Regions from separate parts of the Homo sapiens genome. Here all the other regions are linked to region 1. The links are chromatin contacts, found by Hi-C or POLR2A ChIA-PET in ENCODE. All regions are on one chromosome and are shown on one strand. The core of a region is the stretch at or near the end of the contact, and the rest is flanking DNA. Distances in the headings are between cores, read along the strand shown. Region 1 holds the start of UBE2QL1 (ubiquitin conjugating enzyme E2 QL1). Region 2 overlaps TENT4A (terminal nucleotidyltransferase 4A). Region 3 holds the start of TENT4A (terminal nucleotidyltransferase 4A).

What was found. Hi-C counts contacts between places; a loop is a spot of excess contacts on that map. ChIA-PET counts read pairs that join two places held with the same protein, here RNA polymerase II (POLR2A). Pooled maps may share reads with other maps.
Region 2: a map of psoas muscle shows a loop between it and region 1 (3-fold over the local background). The contact joins the enhancer-like site here to the promoter of UBE2QL1 in region 1. A Hi-C loop is called at or near these places in 2 of 168 maps with a recorded cell type or tissue (heart left ventricle and psoas muscle) and 17 of 50 pooled maps. POLR2A ChIA-PET finds 5 or more read pairs at or near these places in 2 of 52 experiments (PC-9 and WTC11).
Region 3: a loop to region 1 is called in a map of tibial artery, with 2.9 times the contacts of the local background. The contact joins the promoter of TENT4A here to the promoter of UBE2QL1 in region 1. A Hi-C loop is called at or near these places in 9 of 168 maps with a recorded cell type or tissue (Right ventricle myocardium inferior, aorta, ascending aorta and 6 more) and 13 of 50 pooled maps.

What each region holds. Positions count from the first base shown.
Region 1 is chr5:6,446,839-6,450,523 of GRCh38, reverse strand. UBE2QL1 (ubiquitin conjugating enzyme E2 QL1) reads right to left here and starts at 1,665. Exons shown (of 2, transcript NM_001145161.3): 1 at 1,277-1,665. The coding sequence starts at 1,630. It overlaps LOC105374639 (a long non-coding RNA gene), which reads right to left and starts at 1,187. Exons shown (of 2, transcript XR_007058679.1): 1 at 1-1,187. RefSeq lists a silencer at 1,633-1,702.
Region 2 is chr5:6,743,504-6,747,188 of GRCh38, reverse strand. It overlaps TENT4A (terminal nucleotidyltransferase 4A), which reads right to left. Exons shown (of 13, transcript NM_006999.6): 6 at 3,349-3,477; 7 at 762-975. Among named protein-coding and RNA genes, the nearest start is that of TENT4A, 32 kb to the right of the region's middle. Within about 2 kb of position 2,093, at least 2 of the 41 ENCODE cell types and tissues checked have a DNase peak (open chromatin) inside an H3K27ac peak, as active enhancers do.
Region 3 is chr5:6,711,478-6,715,162 of GRCh38, reverse strand. TENT4A (terminal nucleotidyltransferase 4A) reads right to left here and starts at 1,731. Exons shown (of 13, transcript NM_006999.6): 1 at 464-1,731. The coding sequence starts at 1,179. RefSeq lists silencers at 363-752, 1,123-1,192, 1,493-1,862, 1,973-2,412 and an enhancer at 2,583-2,642.

The DNA.
Region 1 (3,685 bases), core at 416-2,915:
GATGATTTTTTCATAAATCTAAAAGATGCCCACACAGCAATGTAATTTTCTTAAGTAATGCTTAATATTGATTCAGGAAAACACCAGAGAACTCAACCGCAGTCGACAGCATATAATTCGAGCAGATAACACCATCACGCACTCACCCTGCTCTCAAGTACTTTGGGGTTTCTTTGCGTAAAGCTGCCATCTGATGCAATAGGTGAGAAGGCTCAGGAGAACTGTTTGGCCCTTCGTTTCGTATTTCGTTAAAATCTTTAGCCCTGATAAAGGATTTAACTGCTTGGGGCAGTGAGGTAAGGGGATGAAGAAAAAGAAGCAGGTCTGAAAGAGACCAAGACCTGGAACGTCTACCCCAGAGGTGGTGGTCCTAAGGGGTTCGGGGAAGGAAGGGGGTGCTCTGAGGGGAAAACAGGCATTGCCGTGGGGGGGGGGGGTCTGGTCTTGTCTCTTAAGGGAATGCCCAAACCACACCGCCGCCTCTCTAGAGTGAGTTCCCAAGAGCAAAATTTCCACCTTTCCAGGAGAGGCAGCCCAGAAGAAGGCAGGGGGCGGATTTACAAGCAGGCAGCTGTCCCTCCCCACGGCACCCACCTGCAGATCTCCCACCCGAGTCCCCTGCGGAGGAGCCTTGTGTGTGTGTGTGTGGGGGGGGTTGGGGAGGTGGGAGATCAGCTAGGTTGGACACTTAAATCCTGAGGTCCAGAAAAAGTTCTCACCTTCATAGAGATTATAGGGACAGGAGATTGAGGAGCAGACAAGAGAGGGGCGAGAAAAGGTGAGACGGAGGGGAAAGAAGAGTAGGGGAGCCAGGGAGGGTGGAGAAGGAAAAAATGAAAAAGGAACGGGGGTGGGAATAGATGGGGGGACAGAGAAAGGGGTGAGAGGAGAAAGAGTCCAGGAGGAAAGGGAGAGGAGGGTATGGGAGAGGGAGGCTAAGGAAGAGGGATGGAAGAGAACTATGAAGGGATGAGGAGAGAATGAGCAAGCTAGAGAGACCAGAGAGACGGCAGAGACCGATACCAGAGAGACGGGCAGAGACTGAGACCAGACGGGGACGGGAGAGACGGGACGGAAAGCAGGGGCAGGAAGAAAACGCTCAGGGAAAAGAGGTGGAGGCGCTCGGAGCATCCCCGTGGGGCGCTGGTGTAGTCAGAGCAGGGAGCGAGATGGCCGGAGGGGCCGGCGCTGGCCCTCACCACGGGGCCCGGGCGCCCGGCGGCGCTGCAGACCCGATCTCGGCCCCGCGCCCCCAGCCCCGGCGCGCTCGCCTTACCTGGCCCTTGACCAGGCTGGCTGCGAACTGGCGCATGACGGCCTCCACGGTGTAGGCGCTGGACCAGCCGCGCGGCGTGAGCAGCTCCATGCAGATGGCGCCGCCGTCCAGCACGTAGCCGTTCTCCAGGCGCGGGCTGAGCACCCGCATGAAGGGCGGCGAGAAGGGGAAGTTGTCGGGGAAGGTGAGGTTGAGCAGGATGAACTCGGTGTTGGTCTCCTTCATGTCCTGCCACAGCACCGAGTCCTTGTCCACCTGGTGCAGCTTCACGTTCCAGTCGAACAGGCTCTCGTCCACCAGCTCCACGGAGATGAAGCGGTCGCTAAGGCGCGCGATGTCCTGCAGCTCCTTCATGAGCCGCCGGCTGCGCACCTGCGTGCAGTGTTGCTGGCGCGCCGCGGGGACCAGGCTGCCGCCCGCCGCCGCCGCCACCGCCGGGCCCGGCCCCGCCCTGGCGCCCGCTGCCCTCTCGCGGGGGCCCCCGGCCCCCGCCGCAGCCGCCGCCGCCGCCGCCGCAGCCGCCGGCGCCTTGTCGCGCGGGGCCAGCTCCGCCGCGCGCTTGCCCTTTCCCTTGCCGGGTCCCGGGCTGGCGTCGCCCGCGCCCCCGGGGTGCTGCTGCTGCTGCCACTGTGTGGTGTGTGTGTGCGAGCGTGGTGTGTGTGCATGTGATGTGTGAGTGTGGTGTGTGGTGTGTATGTATGTATGGTGTGAGTGTGGTGTGGTGTGTGTGTGAGTGTAGTGTGTGTAGTGTGTGGTGTTTGCATGGTGTGTGTGAGCATAGTGTATGAGTGTGTCGTGTGTGAATGTGTGATGTGTGTGTGGTGTGTGTGGGGTGTGAGTATGGTGTATGAGTGTGTGGTGTGTGTGCATGTGTGTGCTTGTGTGATGTGTGAATGTGTGATATGTGTGGTGTGTGTGTGGGGTGTGTGAGCGTGGTGTATGAGTGTGTGATATGTGTGTGCGTGTATGTGGTGTTAGTGTGTGAGTGTGTGGTGTGTGACTGGGATGTGGTGTGAGGGTGTGGTGTGTGTGTGCTGTGTATGTAATGTGTGTATGGTGTGTGTGAGAGTGATGTGTGAGTGTGTGAGGGTGTTTTGTGTGTGGTGTGAGGGTGATGTGTGTGGTGTGTGTGTGTGGTGTGTGTGTGGTGTGTGTGAGTAGTGTGTGTAATTGTGTGTAGTGTGTGGTGTGTGTGGTGTGTTGTGTGTGAGCGTGGTGTGTGTGCTTTGTGTGAATGTGTGGTGTCTGAGTGTGGTGTGTGGTGTGTGTGGTGTTTGCATGGTGTATGTGAGCATAGTGTATGAGTGTGTAGTGTGTGAATGTGTGGTGTGTGTGGTATGTGTCGTGTGTGTGGTGTATGAGTGTGTGGTGTGTGTGTAGTGTGTGTGCATGTGTGTGCTTGTGTGTGGTGTGTGAATGCATGATATGTGTGGTGTGTGTGGGGGTGTGTGAGCGTGGTGTATGAGTGTGTGGTGTGTGTGTAGTGTGTGCGTGTGTGTGGTGTTTGTGTGTGTGTGGTGTGTGACTGATGTGGTGTGTGTGTGGTGTGTTTGTGGTGTGTGTGTGAGGGTGTGTGTGGTGTATGAGTGTGTGGGAATGTGTGTAGTGTGTGCGTGTGTGCGGTGTGTGTGATGTGTGTGTGATGTGTGTGGTATGAGTGTAATGTTTGTGGTGTGTGTGTGATGTGTGTGGTGTGTGGTGTGTGTGTGCAGTGTGTGTGTGGTGTGTCTGTGTGTGATGTGTGTGGTGTGTGAGTGTGTGTGGTGTGTGGTGTGTGAGTGTGTGTGGTGTGTGGTGTGTGAGTGTGTGTGGTGTGTGGTGTGTGAGTGTGTGTGGTGTGTGGTGTGTGTGTGCGGTGTGTGGTGTGTGTGAGTGTGTGAGTGTGTGTGTGGTGTGTGGTGTGTGTACGGTGTGTGGTGTGTGTGTGTGTGTGTGTGCGGTGTGTGGTGAGTGTGTGAGTGTGTGGTGTGTCTGTGAGTGTGTGATGTGTGGTGTGTGTGTGAGTGTGTGAGTGTGTGGTGTGTCTGTGAGTGTGTGATGTGTGTGGTGTGTGTGGTGTGTGTGTGCGGCCGAGCTGTCCAGCGGTGAGGCTGTAGTGGTGGCGAAGTACAGGAGAGATTACGCCGGAAGCCTGCATGGTTTAGGATTGTAAACCTTGCTGCCGCTGCTGCTGGTGGTTTGGCTTTGAACTTGAGGAGCGTCCGAGTTCTCCAGGAAAGCCTTTCACTCTGGGTGCCGTCATGGTGACTTCTTGTTTTTAACTTCTTTTACCATTTTTACCTTTTCTAAGTTATTAGAAATTTTCACTGAAAAATAACTCTTCTGGCCACTGTGGAAACAGTTTCAGGCCTGAAAGGTTTGGGGTCGGGTGATTTGGGGTTGTCTGCGGGAGAGCCAGTTGACAGCGTG
Region 2 (3,685 bases), core at 844-3,343, 300 kb before region 1:
CACCAACAGTAAGAATGGTATCTCACCTAACAGACGCTCAATCAAAATTTGTGGAATTCATAAATAGCAATGTGTTTAACCCCACTAATCATTAAAGAAATATAAATTTAAAAGCGTTAACACATGGTTTTATCAGATTGGCAAAGATTTTAAAAGACTGTCACCAAAGGAATGAGGACATAAATACCCCTGAATACGCCAATGGGAATAAAACCGGGAAACCTCTAGCCCAGCCTTAGACTCTTCAATGCGGCAATCCTCACGACAAAACACAACCTACACACATAGGAAAGGGTCAAGGGTAAGCGTTAAGTCAAAAGCCAAGTGACAAACGTGTTTGCGTTGTGGGATGTGTTCAACAAGATAACAATAATAAACATTAATATCCATATAGGGAAAAAGTGGAGAAATACATGTCCAAATAAAAGGGGATTATGGCATCCATGGTTTTTCTATATTACATACTTCAGAGAAACAAATGGTTTAGGGTGGATATGTTATACTTCAATAATCAGAAAAAGAAAAGATTTTCCTTAATTCTTCTTTATTATAGAATGTAAACAGTTAGAAAGACAAAAGTTAATTAGAAGCATTAAATAAGGATTTCTCAAAGTGTGATTATTAACTGGTTAGTATAAGAGAAACCTGCATCAAGAGCAAATGAACTGCCCGGGGCTCTCAGAGCCCCAACACAGGCCCTGTCACCAGCACGTCCCCGAGGCTGGCCCAGCTCTCAGCAGTGGAGATCAGGGCGCCCTTACCTGGCAGCAGGGGGTCCTCAATGCACAGCATCGACGGTCTGTACCCGCTGGTCATGGCTTTCATGATCTCCTCTTTGGCGATATAGGCACCTCCTTCTTTGATTCTAATACCGGTTTTCAAGTAATTAAAATTTCTCCCATAGAGTTCAAAAAATTCTACAAGAAGCATTCCAAGGTTTTCATCAGCTCTCCGGGCATCAATTCTTGGATGCAACTGTAAAAGCAATGCACCCACAATTTGTATGGATTCATGGCATGTTCTAAAGAAAATAGCACGCGACGAAGTCTGCTGTCCAGCAGCCTCTTCAAGGCAATACCAGTGAGTGGCACTCGCTCACTCACCAGCACCACGAGGAAGCCTGAACAGCAGCCTCTTCAACGAGGAGTGTTCAAAAGGAACACAACGGACTCATCTGAATTTTAGTGTAGTTTGATTTTTGAAATTGGTAATCCATACAGCAAACTTCCTGCAAACACAGATATCTGATTAACCAAATATGGGCAAATAAGTTGGACTATATTCTGCATAACTTAGTCACCTGGATGGTAGATGTAATTTCAGATTCTCGTCATCCTAATTTCGTTATGCTGAAGCACAACCAACAGGGGTCAGTGTTAGACTGACTAGTATGGCAGTATCACATAAAACCGGAAAAGTGAAAGGATTGATTTTAGCTGTGTAAAGGTCATTAGCATTATATCACAATATTTATAGCAAGCTTCCATCCTGCTTGTCACACAGATGAGCACCACTCTCAGTTCAGTGCCATATCGTCTTCAAAAGCAGGCACTGGGCTTGTTCGGAAGTAAACCACTGTCCACCACACCTCCTGAGGGTCATAATTCTCAGCTGTCCAGACCTGCATTGCCCACATGTCTATTTAAATGAATTAAAACAAATTAATTAAAAATCCAGCTTGTTGCTCTCACCAGCCACACTGCAATACTCAGTAGCCACATGTGGCGCCCTGCCCCTTGCCGGACCATGCAGAAGTGGCCATCACCATCACAGAATTCTATCGGACAGTGCCAACTCGAAAGGGATGGACGAGGGCACATGAGAGAAAGCCCTCAGAGAAGCACGGTGCTTGAAACTATTTATAACACAGAGTGCCAGGAGGAGCTGCAGCTAGAAAGCATACAAATGTTTTTAGGGTTCAGAAGAATTCCGGAGTTCTCTGCATATTTCCACCACACAAGAGGAGGATTCCGATTCTGGCCTGACCTTTATTCCCTTCCTTATTCCTTGTCTTTTAGCCAAAATCACATATCCAAGAGCCTGGCCGGTGCCAGGGTGGGCCTCCTCCCCTCACTTAGTCAAGAAACTCAGATGCTGCCACAGTCACACCGCTGAGGCAGGACAAGCTCTGGGCACTGGACAAGGCACAGGGATGTGGCAGTGAACACAGGAATCCCACTCATGCTGTGGTGGCCTCCTGTGGGGTCACAGGATCACTGAAAGGACCCCCTGAGGGGGTGGAGGAGGCCCTGGACCCAGGCCTGGCACATGGCACATGCATGATCAAAGTATTAAGTAGCTGTTGTTACTACAAGGCCATGAAAATAGTGCAAGTCAGGAGTATATCAGTAAAGAACAGAGGCCCATGTTTAATTCAAAATAATGTCCAAAAACTATGGAAGAAAGGCTATATATAAGGGCCACATCTCAGAGGGGAAAGTGAAGACAGGACAGTGTGACTAGAACTGTAAGAAAACAGACATGGAATTCCATTTTCACTACTTTTAAAGCATCTTGGCAGAGACAGACCAAGGAAGCTGCGATCATCACAGGTAGTTACCCAGTGATTCTACTATCATAGCATTCATGACAGTGAGAACATTACCAAATCATGGACAGATTCGGTAATCTCAGCACAATCACAAAGACCAAATTAATGGTAAACACTGGAGAAATACAGCCGTGCGGCTAAATTATATAGGCAAGATTTTGTAAAGGACAGAATTCTTCACTCAAGAAAATATAAACGGAATAATTACTGTTCCAATTAGAGATGATTTTATATGTTTAAAAAGTATAATTACAGTTTATCAATACATCACAGCATTTAACAATACTTTTTAAAACACGTAGGTTTTCTATTGATAGATTTTCCATGTTACTCAGCAAAATAAGGACCACATATAATTTAAGACAAAATAATGATGTTTCATCAGTCTGAGAAAGCTCTCTTGTAAATCCTTTTCTCATATGTGGTACTCAACTTTATTCTGAGACAAATTTTTTTCAATATAAATCACAGACAAGCACCAAGAAATGTTTATTGTTTACCATGAAATGGACATTTCTGAATACAGAGAATTCCCTGAGCTTGGACTGATGTGCACTGGACTCACAGAACCAGACGGGCACCCCTGCACCAACAGTTACACCCAGTACAAAATGAGCATCCAGAAAGGTGCATTAATCAAGAGGGTTTGATTGTAAGAATCAGAAATCAGCCTCTACCAAATTGAAACAATACAGTAAAAGGAGAGCAAAGGCTGCTGGAACCCACTAGGCAACTGGTTGGAAGAGTCTACTCTTACACATGTCTCAACAGAAACAGTCTCAAGAAAGCATACATACCTGTAGAAAGCTAATGGCCATTAAAATTAGGCTGTATGAGCTAATTCCACCTGTAAAAACTTCATTCAGGTCCCTCTGCAGAAGGAACTGTTTCAATACTAAAATCAAGTAAGGCAGCAATGAATATTTCTGTAAATTCCAAAAGAAAAAGATTTACTGAGTAATTACCATACTTTCAAAGAGATTTCACATAGCAAATCACACAAGACAGAAAGGAAAGTTTCCTCGATCCTCTTGCCCATCTGAAGGCTCTCAGTCATTAAGTCTCAAACTTTGGTTGGGGGACGCTAAGAATTAATTTCCTGAGGGGCTTGTGAAAATCGAGACTGTGGAGCTC
Region 3 (3,685 bases), core at 482-2,981, 260 kb before region 1:
TTAAATTTTTTTAAAAAATGAAATTAAAAAGGTTAATATTTACCTTCGACGTGATTCGAGTTCCTGGCAATGCTAAATTATTCTGCAACTTAACTTACGTGAAACTCCACACTTATCTACGCCCCACTTTGACAAGGGGTTCCTCACTTGCCCGGAGGCGGGGTGGAGGGGTAGAGAGTCGATTTCCCGTTCCAATCTCAAGAGTAAAAAAGACAAATACCTGCAGGTCCTACCCAGCAGCCCCTTTTCTTGGACTGTTACTTGTAGGATCTGGGCAAGTCACTCCACGATAAATGAGTCTGATGTTTAAAAAAAAAACTTTCAGTGCAGAGTCGGGCCTTGGCCTTAGCCTTCAACATCCATCCTCCAAAAGCCCGGGCGCCTGGGACGGGTGTCTGCACCGCGGGCGCCGGCCAGGACCATGGGCCCCGCCCCCGCCCCCGCGGCCTCCCCGCGCACTCACCCCTGGATGCCCGGGCTGTACGCGCGGCTCTTCCACGGGGTGCCGGGCCGCGGCGCCTGGGCCCCGGGGCCGCCCCCTCCGCTGAGAGCGGCCGCGCGGCTGCCGGACAGCAGGTAGTTGAGGCCGTAGGTGCTGGCCTTGTTCTCGCGTTTCCGGCGACCCGGGTGGAACTGGTGCTGCGACGGGGAGCCGGCGGGCGCGGGGCCGCGCGGCCCGGGGTGCCCGTTGGCTGTGCCAGGGGCGCTGGGCGCGCCGTCGGCGAAGTTGAAGAAGGCGCCGCCGCGGCCGCCGCCCGGCCGGCCCAGCGAGGCGCTGCTGGAGGACGACGACGAGCAGCCGGGGCTCTCGGTGCCCGACTCCGCGTTGGACGAGGAGGACGACGACGAGGACGACAGCGACGGCGACTTGTGCAAGCGCCGCGCGCCCTCGGCCGCGGGCCCCAGCGCCGTCAGCAGCGCGGGGGGCAGCGCGGCGGGCGCGGTGGGGCCGGGCGGCGGGGGCGACGCGGCGGGCAGCGCGGGGCCCAGGCCGCCACTGCCCCGCCCGGCCGCCCCCGCCGCGGCCGCCGTGTCCAGCGCCGGCGAGTTGAGGCAGAAATAGGACGCGAAGCCCGAGCCGCCGCGGCCCACGCCCTGCGAGGTCTCCCAGATCTGCATCCACAGGGCATTGGCCGGCCCCTTCTGCTCGGGCTGGATCCAGGCCACGCGCGGATCCATCCACGCGCCGCCCCCGCGGGGCCCGCGCGCCCGCCCGCCCCGACGCGGCCCCGCCCCCGCCGCGCCCCGAGGCCCGGCCGCGCGCGCACGGACGGACGGACGGGCCTGGGCCGGTGGCGGCGGCGGCGGCGGCGGCGGCGGGCGGGCCGAGCCCCGGCCTCCTGCTCTAGCCGCGCTCCCGTCGGGCTCCGGCGTGGGGCGGCGGCGGCGGTGATGGGCCCCGGCAGGCCGCGGCGGGCGGCTCCGGCGCTTGGCGCGTCCCAGCGGGCGGCTGCGGTCTCCGGGCTCCCGCTTCACGCGGCGCGGGGCGGGCGCGGGGGCCGCGGCGGCGGCGGCGTTCCACTCGGGCCGCGGGGAGAGGCCATCGGAGAAGGGCGGGCGGCGGGGCCGAGGGGGCGGGCCCAGGCGCCGAGCGGCTGAAGGACCCGCGGGAGGCGCCGCCGCCCGTGCGGCTAGCCCTCAGTCACGCTCGCGCCGCTGGCTCGGCGCTCCTGCGGCGGCGGCGGCGGCGGCGGTGAAAAGACACTCTCGGCGGCGACAGCGCGGGGGAAGGAGGGGGCCGCCGCCGCGTCCGCTCCAATGAGGGGCGGGGGAGGGGGCGGGGACGGGGGCGGCAGGAGGAAGCGCGGCCTCGGTCGCCGGGCCGTGTCGCCGGTGCGCACGCGCGACCGATTTCAAATCCTCACTAGACACTGCCGCCGTGGTTACCGCGCCTGCGCGTTGGGGCCCCGTCGGCCGCGGGCGGGGTGAGGACGGCGTCAGAAGCTACGCGACTGGGAGGGGCTGGAGGGAGAGGCGGTGGCGTTGAGCCATTACTGACTAGGCCGGCGTTGGGTGGAATAGGCAGCGGCTGGAAGGCCCGCACGCCGCCCTCGGCCCGCCGCGGCGCGCAGACCCCGGCGTGCAGACATGCGCGCTAGGGCCGGTGTCACCGGGCTGCCGCCTGAGCCGCGCTGCGCGTGCGCAGGGCAGCGTGGCCGTCACCGCCGCCGGTGGAAGTTTCCGAGCAGCCGGGCGGGGGCAGCGGACGCCACCGCAGGCGCTTCCCCCGCCGGCCGGCCCTCCCTCCTGACGTAAGGGCGGGCCCCGGTCGCAGATCCCGCCCCAGGTCTCTCATCCGAGGGTCCGTGCAGCAGGTCACGCTGCGCTCTCTGGGGTCCGCGCGTCGGCCCACGTGCTCCCTGCACCTCGCGGGGTGAGCGGCCAGCGTGCCGTGCCGGGTGGCTGGCTCCGCCGCTCCGGAGCCGGGAAGGACACGCGGCAGAGTCCTGCTCCCTAGCGGGTCTGCTTACAGGCGTTTGGTTTGCTTTTTAAAATGATTTTCTATGCGAAAAGTGAAGTGAAAACTTCCAAGTTAATTCCCTGGGCAAAATGGGCAGTGCTAGCCGAGGAACGGCTGGTGGGCGGCGCGTCCGGCCCCCGGCTTCGGTTTTTCCAGCTGCACCGAGCGGGCAGGAGTCAGTGGGAAACCGCCCGCCATCCACAGCCTGCCGTTTGCCATCCCGGTGTCCCGAGCGCGATGGAAGCCGGGTTGACAGTGGCACTGTTTGGAATACAGCGCCAACCACACATCCTGTGAGGTCCAAAGCAAACGCCAGTGTCGTTGATCATCGCGGTGCCCCGCGAGCCTGGGCGACGTGAGGCCCCGCGGCTGCCGCCCTGTCTTCAGGCGGAGTCCCCGCAAATGCACTCCCGGGCCAGGGCCCTGAAGCTGCCTTAGCCCAGTGGCGCCCGGGCTCCAAGCCTTTTAAGTAGAACGGGACCTGGCCTTCGTACAGGCGTGTTGTAAATGCTACCCCCTCGTCTCCAGCACAGATGAGTAGACATTACTAAGCACTTGACCCTTCAAACATCGCCCCAACAGGAAAGGTCCGTGTGTTGCATACAAAGGCTTTGGGGCAAGTGGTGGTGGTTAGTAATGAAAATGAATGTTTCAGACGTTTTCAAATACCTTCATATTGTACACGTGGAAATCATGACCAAGGATTAGAACGTGCATTCAGTAAACTACAGAAAATCACACACAAGTCAAACGGCCGTTATTCTGGAGCTGTTTGCTTCCAATGGCTCAGTCCAAAATCCTTGGTCATGCCTGGCTCCTCTCTCTGTCCACAATGAACACATCCTCTTGGCTCCACTGCCCGAAACAACCAGAACCCAACTGCTACCCCTCCTCCTCCCTCCACCCCTCTTTCCCCGCCACCCGTCCATTTTAAAGCAGTGCCTTCTAGCTGGTTTCCCACATTCTGCACAGCTGCTCGTGTGATCCTTTTTAAAAAACAAAAAAGATGTTACTATTTTAAAAATCATCTCATGCCACTCTTAGAATACTATGCAGCCGTAAAAAGGAATGAGATCATGACCTTTGTGGGGACATGAATGGAGGTGGAAGCCACTATCCTCAGCAAACTAACACAGGAACAGAAAACCAAACACCGCATGTTCTCAGTAATAAGGGGGAGCTGAGCAATGAGAATGCATCGACACAGGGAGGGGAACAACACAC